Linked DNA regions of Homo sapiens: region 1 is linked to region 2. Evidence: read pairs that join two places in POLR2A ChIA-PET (ENCODE). Cell type or tissue: PC-9. All regions are shown on one strand.

Region 1 (4,000 bases), 330 kb before region 2:
TTCATCCTTCCAGATCCACTCAAGCAGCACTTTCTCCAAACCTTCTCTGAATACTAGCTGGCCCAAGTATTCCAGCTCTGTGCTCCCTTAGTATCTTTCTTTCTTTTTTTTTTTTTGATACGGAGTTTCACTCTTGTTGCCCAGGCTAGAGTGTAATGGCGTGATCTCGGCTCACTGCAACCTCTGCCTCCTGGGTTCAAGCGATTCTCGAGCTTCATCCTCCTGAGTAGCTTGGATTACAGGCATGCGCCACCACGCTCGGCTAATTTTGTATTTTTAGTAGAGACAGGGTTTTGCCATGTTGGCCAGGCTGGTCTCGAACTCCTGACCTCAGGTGATCCGCCCGCCTTGGCCTCCCAAAGTGCTGGGATTAGAGGCGTGAGCCACCATGCCGGCCTCCCTTAGTATCTTATGCATACTTTTTTTTTTTTAATTGAGATGGACTCTCGCTCTGCTGGCCAGGCTAGAGTGCAATGGCGCGATCTCAGCTCACTGCAACTCTGCCTCCTGGGTTCAAGTGATTCTCCTGCCTCAGCCTCTTGAGTAGCTGGGATTACAGGTGGTCACCACCATGCCTGGCTAATTTTTGTATTTTTAGTAGAGATGGGTTTCACCGTGTTGGTCAGGCTGGTCTTGAACTCCTGACCTCGTGATCTGCCTGCCTCAGCCTCCCAAAGAGCTGGGATTACAGGCGTGAGCCACTGTGCCCAGCTGGTATTTACTTTTTACATAACTGTTATGTCTCCCTCTTGGGGCTGGAAGCCCATTAAGGATAGGAAGTATATTTTACTCTATTGTTTTTTAGACAAGGTCTGGCTCTGTCACCCAGGCTGGAATGCAGTGGCACTATCACAGCTCACTACAACCTCTGCATTGTGGGCTCAAGCGGGGAGGTCCTCCCCGCTCAGCCTCCTGAGTATCTGGGACTAAAAGCCCATGCCATCATGCCCTGACAATTTTTTAAAGTTTTTGTAGAGACACAGTCTCTCTATGTTGCCCAGGCTGCTCTCAAACACGGCCTCCTGCCGTGGCCTCCCAAAGTGCTGGGATTATAGGTGTGAGCCAACACACCCAGTCTGGGAAGTATATTTTATAATATTGTATATCCTTATCATATAGCAGAGTATGTGCACAAATATATTAATTAATGATATTATGAAATAATATTATTACGAAAAACAACTCAAGCATATACTTTACTAATCATGGGTCAGCTCTATAATCCTTATGTAATAAGAGCAGTCCATTTTGGATCAAATTTATGCAAAAATCTCCAGTGAGATTTCCAATGAGATTTCTTTTCTTTCGTTTTTGTTTCTTTTTATATATTTCCATTTTTGTTTGTTTCAACCCTATTAACTGATCTATTTATTATTATTATTTTTTGAGATGGAGTCTCTCTTGGTCGCCCAGGCTGGACTGCAGTGGCACAGTCTTGGCTCACTGCAACCTCCGCCTCCTGGGTTCAAGCGATTCTCTGCCTCAGTCTCCTGAGTAGCTGGGATTACAGGTGCCGGCCACCACACCTGGCTAATTTTCGTATTTTTAGTAGAGACAGGGTTTCGACATGTGGGCCAGGCTGGTCTCAAACTCCTAACCTCAGGTGATCCACCCACCTCGGCCTCCCAAAGTGCTGGGATTACCAGTGTGAGCCATGGCGCCCGGCCTGATCCAGTGAGACTTCTTATGATAATATGCAATATAAAACATTGAGAAAAGTGAAGCATCAGCTAATCTTACACACACACACGGGTTTTTGTTCTTATCAGAGTATTTGGCTACTAGGCAGATATATCACCAAAAATGATTCCTTGAATAGGCAATTCCTCAGACTAGGAATATCAGCCTTTATGGTGCATATGTGGTCCGTCCTGTTTGACCACATTCCAGCCGTGGTCCCCTTAAGTCTCCTTCCTCTTCACATATCAATTCATTCTTTCTCAAAGCACTGCCAGTAGGATCTAGTCCTGTTTCACTATCTTACAAGTTTCAGAGAATTTGAGGGAGCCAAGGCAAACTCTTTATCCTTCAAATATATCGTACAATTTTTAAGCAGATGTAATCTGGATAAAATTAGGGTAACTTTGAAGGCTGTCTCAATGTTTATTAGAAACAAAAAATAATAATAAAGAAGAAAATAAAAGTAAGAAAATTAGAGTAACCTTCAAAGAAAAAGAAAGGCCAGGCTGGGTGTGGTGGCTCATGCCTGTAACTCCACTCCAGTCACTTTGGGAGACTGAAGTGGGCCGATCGCTTGAGCCCAGGAGTTCGAGACCAGTCTGGGCAATATAGCAAGACCCCGTCTGTACAAAAAAAATTTAAAAATTAGCTGAACATGGTGGTGCATGGTGCTTATAGTCCCAGCTACTTGGGAGGCTAAGGTCAGAGGATCTCATGAGCCTGGGAGGTGGAGGTTGCAGTGAGCCGTGATTGTGCCACTGCACTCCAGCCTGGATGACAAGGCACGACCCTGTCTCAAAAAAAAAAAAAAAAAAAAAAGGAAAAGAAAGCACAGAGCTATTTTGAAAGGGCAGCTGCTAGCCTAAGCGATGACCTGATAAGCCTGGTCTCCTCATTTCTTACGGCTGTTTCTGAGCACACCTTTGTGGCACCTTTTTTTTTTTTTTTTTTTTTTTGAGACAGAGTCTTGCTCTGTCACCCAGGCTGGAACGCAGTGGCGGATCTTGGCTCACTGCAGCCTCTGCCTCCTGGGTTCAAGCGATTCTCCTGCTTCAGCCTCCTGAGTAGCTGGGACTACAGGCGCTTGCCACCACGCCTGGCTTATTTTTGTATTTTTAGTAGAGGCAGGGTTTCACCACATTGGCCAGGCTGGTCTCGAACTCCTGACCTCAGGTGATCCACCCGCCTTACCCTCCCAAAGTGCTGGGATTACAGGCGTGAGCCACAGTGCCCAGCCGGCACCTTTAATCCTCATAGTTCACCCACTAGCCACCCCCACATTGCTTAAACTACCTGATCCTCATAGTGTCTCTATTACCCAAACACTTAGACTTTTCTTCCAGTAAAGGCAGCTCTGATTCCATATTTGGATTTATAAAAATAATTAATGATTATGGATAAGTCAACAAATACTTATAAGGTATCTGCTTTTTCTCTTTTCTTTTCTTTCTTTTTAATTTATTATTATTATTTTTTGAGACAGAGTCTTACTCTCACCCAGGCCGGAGTGCAGTGGCACGATCTCGGCTCACTGCAACCTCCGCCTCCCGGGTTCAAGCAATTCTCCTGCCTCAGCCTCTCGAGTACCTGGGACTACAGGTGCACGCCACCATGCCCAGCTAATTTTTTTTTGTATTTTGTTGTAGAGACGGGGGTTTCACTGTGTTAGCCAGGATGGTCTTGATCTCCTGACCTCGTGATCCGCCCGCCTCGGCCTCCCAAAGTGCTGGGATTACAGGTGTGAGCCAGCACGCCCGGCTCTTTTTTTTTTTTTTGAGACAGGGAATTGCTCTGTCACCCACATTGCAGTGCAGTAATGCCATCACAGCTCATTGCAGTCTCGATTCCCTGGGCTCAAGCAATCCTTCCGCCTCAGCCCCCCAAGTAGCTGGGACCACAGGTGTGCACCACCATGCCCAGCTAATTTTTGTACTTTTTGTAGAGACGAGGTTTCACCATTTTGCCCAGGCTGGTTTGGAACTCCTGAGCTCAAGGGATCCACCTGCCTTGGCCTCCTAAAGTGTTGGGATTACAGACGTGAGCCACCATGCCCCACCTGGCATTTGCTATTTGAAGGCACTATGGAAATTCAAAGATGAATCAAGCTTGGATGAAGCTAGCTGTCCTAAGCCCTTAGTGTGCATCAGCATCAACTATGCAGGTTTAAAAATATGCAGATAGCCAGGTACCAAGTGTAGAAATTCTGATTCCTTCAGTCTGTGACATAAATGTGTTTTAAAAGATCACAGGTGATTTTTATGCCATCTATGGATTGAAATGATTAGAATCAGCTCTCATTCTCATACAGAGATGTGAGGCT
Region 2 (4,000 bases):
AAAACTAGGACTGATGTGTGTTAGCCACAGGGAAGTAGATTCTTCAGGTAATAAGAAAGAATTCTTGAGTAAAGTTATGCAAAAAAAAAAAAAAAAAGAAAAAAGAAATGGAATAAGTTGTTGGAGGGTGAACACTCAGACCCTGGGAGACCCTGTGTGGCCACCTGCCTCTCTGTGGTTCCAGGGAGCTGCGGCCCTTCTGCCTACTGGGTAGCTTTGACCAAGATGCCTCTGCCCCTTCATGTCTCTCCATGTGGAAGTGGAAGCACCATCCAGTTCTCCCTCCTCCCTGGCCCCCGCCTCTATGGCTGTGAGAATGAAGGAGCTGTGGGGTCCCTGGGGGCAAGGGGCACTGAAAGTCAAAGCAGGGGCACTCCTGGAACTGACATGTTGTCCCTGCTCCCCGAGACGAAGTTCTTGGCAGGTTCATTACTAGCAGGCATGTCAGGCTGTGAAATTAAAGCCTTAAACAAAAAAGTCTTCCCATTCACTAATTTATTAAATGTTATTAAATGTTGGGCCTGGCCCTGGCCCACAGAAAGCATCGGGGAGTGCTGAGCCCTAGCATTTGAAAATCTCCTGGAAGCAAAGAGGGGATGAGGGTGGCAGAGGGGCCAAGGGGTCGGGGTGGGGGCCACCAGTGACACCCAACCCCAGGAGACTGGTTGTCTCCACAGAGAGGCATGAGGCAGTGGTGACCAAAATAGCCAGGGGATATGATGGGCTGTGATGGGGGCTGGGGCAGGTAGGGCAGACGACCTATCCCAGGTCAGTGAGGAGCCAAGGGTGACTGAAAGGGGAGTAATTTGGGGGCCCTGGGGTTTCTGGGAGTGGGGAAAATAGGGTGCACAGAGGGCTTTCTCTGTGGGTTTGTGGGTCTGGGTGTGGCCCTGTACCCGGGCTGTGGTCTGCTCAGGAACCCCCACCTGTCCCCATCACTCATTTATTCATTCCTCAAGCAAATATTTATCTGGTATTCCAGGCATATTCTAGACCTTACAGTGGGGAAAAAAAATGGGTAAGATATGAACCCAGGTCTTGGAAATGCTCGTGTTTTTAGAGAGGGTGGACAGCGAGTCTACACAGAAGCCTAGGAGGGTTCCTAATGTTCTGCTGTGGTCCCAGCCCCAGCACAAGAGGTCACCCCTGGGGAGGGGCCCCCCCTACACCGATGGGAGACTGGTGGCAGCTATGAACGGCTATGGGCAGTGGCTGTCCATGGGTCCTAAGCAGCGTGCAAGTGCGGGTAGAAGCTCAGGAGGGAGGGTAGCTTCAAGGGGAAATCGTGGGCCCCACCCCCAGAGAAATGGGATGTCTGCATGAAATATACCTATGGCAGAAACATATATTAAAACTACAACTCAATATGGTTCAAACAAAACAAGAAAAAAATGCCATAGGGATACTGGGCTAATTACAAGAATTAATAAATGAGGAGTCTGAAGTGCGGGCTCACTATACAGCCATAGCCTGACTGGCCTCAGTTTACCTGCTGTGCATGTGTTGAATGGGCCAGTGGTGATGAGGGAGACCTGAGATGCCCATTGGCTCAGGGCTCCTCCCTATGCCAGGGGCCTGCACCTTCTCCCTCCTGCAAAATCAGGGCAGGGCCCAGACAGGATCATCCTAGGAGGACAACCCAAAGGAATTGCCAAGGGTGAGGCCCCAGTCTGGGGATTTAACCACAAGTACAACAGACCCAAATCCTGGCCCTTGAGGAGGCCATAAGCAAATGCGAGGATGGGAGTTCATCTTCTCAAATTTCGATGTGGGTTTATTTGGAGCCCTGAATTAAAGTTAGTTTGAAATGCCCTCAACTGGGAAAGCAGGCAGGGGAGGCTTGATACTCAGGCTGGCCCCTAGGCCTGCCCCTGCTTGGAGAAGGGCACTGATCAGGCCTGGACCACACTGGGGTGGTTGGCGACTTCTGGTTGGTTGGTGCTGACATTGGCTGGGGCCTGATCCCCTGAGTCACCCTGCCTCGCCCTAGATTCTCCTGCCATAGACTAGATGATAGCTTGGCCATGGCCACTGAGACAACTCTGTGGTTTTGAAAGGGAATTTTCCTGAATGCCACCAGCTAAGCTCTCTGGCTCTGAGCTTTGGCTGTGCTACCACAGGCCTTGCCTCCTTCCTGTACTGGGCGTCCTCCTGCCCTGTTCCTCCCTCTCCCTTCCTGCCACACCCGGCTGACCTCTGCTCACCATTTTCTCCATTCCATGGACATTTTCCCACCACACCAGTGGCTACTCCCACTTGCACTAGGAGCGCTGTGACACCCCAACTTGTGGGGCAGAGGTCAGGCCCAGAGTGCTGAAGTGCTGAAGCTCCTGTAGAAGGTCCTTCCATGTGTCTTTCAGATCCTGGGCTTGGCCTTCTCCATAACCATCACCCAGCACATCCACTGGACTGGTAAGAAGTAGGACGTGTGTGTGGGCTGGCCGGAGTGTCCCCACAAGCCCCTCCCCACTCCCCGCTCCTCTACTGGATGCTCTGTGGAGGCAGAGGATTTGAGCTTTGTGTTGCCAGCCTGCATTCTCCAGATATGACCCCTGCGCCCACCCACCCCTGCCTCAGCCTCAGCCTTCTCAGTGGTGGAGGGGCGGGGAGGAGTTGTCGGCACAGGGAGACCTGGGGCACGGGGCACCTGGATGCCTGCGTCTGTGTCTGCATATTTGCCAGAGATGATGGGGTGGGCTGGGGTGTGCTCTGGAGGAACCCCCACCACCGATGGGTGTCTGTCTCCTGCCCTTCCTCACACTGACATTTTGTTCCCCCCATGGGGTAGGCAGCACAGTGCTTCCGCCTGTGGAGAGACTACCCTTGCGGAGGCTGCTGCTGTCCGTGGCCACTGTGGGGGAGTTGGCAGGGTGGGGTCTGCCTGCTATTGGGCGAGATCCCTTGAGCACCTCGCCAGGCTTTTTATACCTTACAGTGTAACTTCTTAACTTTATTTTACTGTGATTAATTGTTCAGGAATACTACCTCTGAGGTAAGTTAAGCGTTGGCTGTCTGATTGATAACTTTTTACTGTGTTGATTTCTTTAATGGCTTAATTTCTTTTTTCCCTAAGTGTGGGGGACCTGTGGGAATACAGGACCCCCATTCAGTCTCAGTCAGGACAAATCACTATGCAACCCCCACAAGGCTCTCAGATGAGACTCACCAGCCTTCGCTCAGAATGCGTGGAGAGGACACAGGGGTCCTGCCAGTCCTGGCATCTGCAGACAGGAGCCTGGGAGAGGCAGGTGGAGAGAGGAGTGGGAAGGAGGCTAGAGGCAACTCATCACAGGGTGATGGTGTTTGCTAACAGAGCTCAGATGCCAGAGCAGTGGGGGTCCCCTGGGGGCTGGTGAAGTGCTTTGCCAGAAATGCAGCAGAGCTGGCAGGTCCCTGTGCTTTTCACTGAGGAGCAGTTGTTGGGTTTTTCCTTCTTCCTTCCTCCTGCCCTCCACTGCATGGGAGGCCGCCCCTTCCACCACATGCGGGCCTTCTCGAGACAGGCTCTGCACACCCCAGTTCCTTTCACAGACATTCCTGCTAGAAACTCTCAAATTTCTCTCTAGTGTGGATGCTACTCACTTTCTCCCCTTGCTTCTGGGTTGGGAAGCCATCCTTAAGTTTTGCTACTCAGACAGCGACAGAGGACCCCATTGGGCAAGTGGAAGTGGCGCCCCTGATTGTTCCTGCCAGCTTCACCCAGCCACAGGTTGCCTTGCTGAGAGGGAGGGAAAGATGTCCAGTTTGGTCCTATGATCTCTATCTCCTTCCCAGGGTTCATCGACATCAGCAGTGGGTGGGTGGCAATCACATCCTCTGTGATCTCAAAGAGAAGAAATACAGAAAGCCCAAGAGAGATCAGACTGGCCCTAGACTACCATAGCCCCAGGAAGAAAGAGCTGGAGTCATGGCATGCACACAACCGGACGTGTGAGATGAACAGGCAGGGTCAGGTATTCAATGGCAGGATGCACCCCTCAGAACTGAGGCTGGTCTAGTG

What was found. Peaks named below come from ENCODE experiments on the same cell type or tissue, not always from the same donor. Only the 100,000 strongest peaks of a DNase experiment are listed, where the experiment ranks them.
Region 1: POLR2A ChIA-PET joins it to region 2 with 22 read pairs; 1 of 35 experiments calls an interaction of 5 or more read pairs at or near these places.

Annotation. Positions count from the first base shown.
Region 1 is chr12:31,338,311-31,342,310 of GRCh38, reverse strand. No RefSeq gene overlaps it. Among named protein-coding and RNA genes, the nearest start is that of SINHCAF, 14 kb to the right of the region's middle. In PC-9, no CTCF peak of the experiment used is centred here; a DNase peak (open chromatin) is centred at 1,880; H3K27ac peaks cover 614 bases.
Region 2 is chr12:31,004,209-31,008,208 of GRCh38, reverse strand. TSPAN11-AS1 (TSPAN11 antisense RNA 1) reads left to right here and starts at 2,237. Exons shown (of 3, transcript XR_007063261.1): 1 at 2,237-2,412. It also overlaps a transcript of TSPAN11 not described here. In PC-9, no CTCF peak of the experiment used is centred here; a DNase peak (open chromatin) is centred at 2,108; H3K4me3 peaks cover 524 bases; H3K27ac peaks cover 3,696 bases.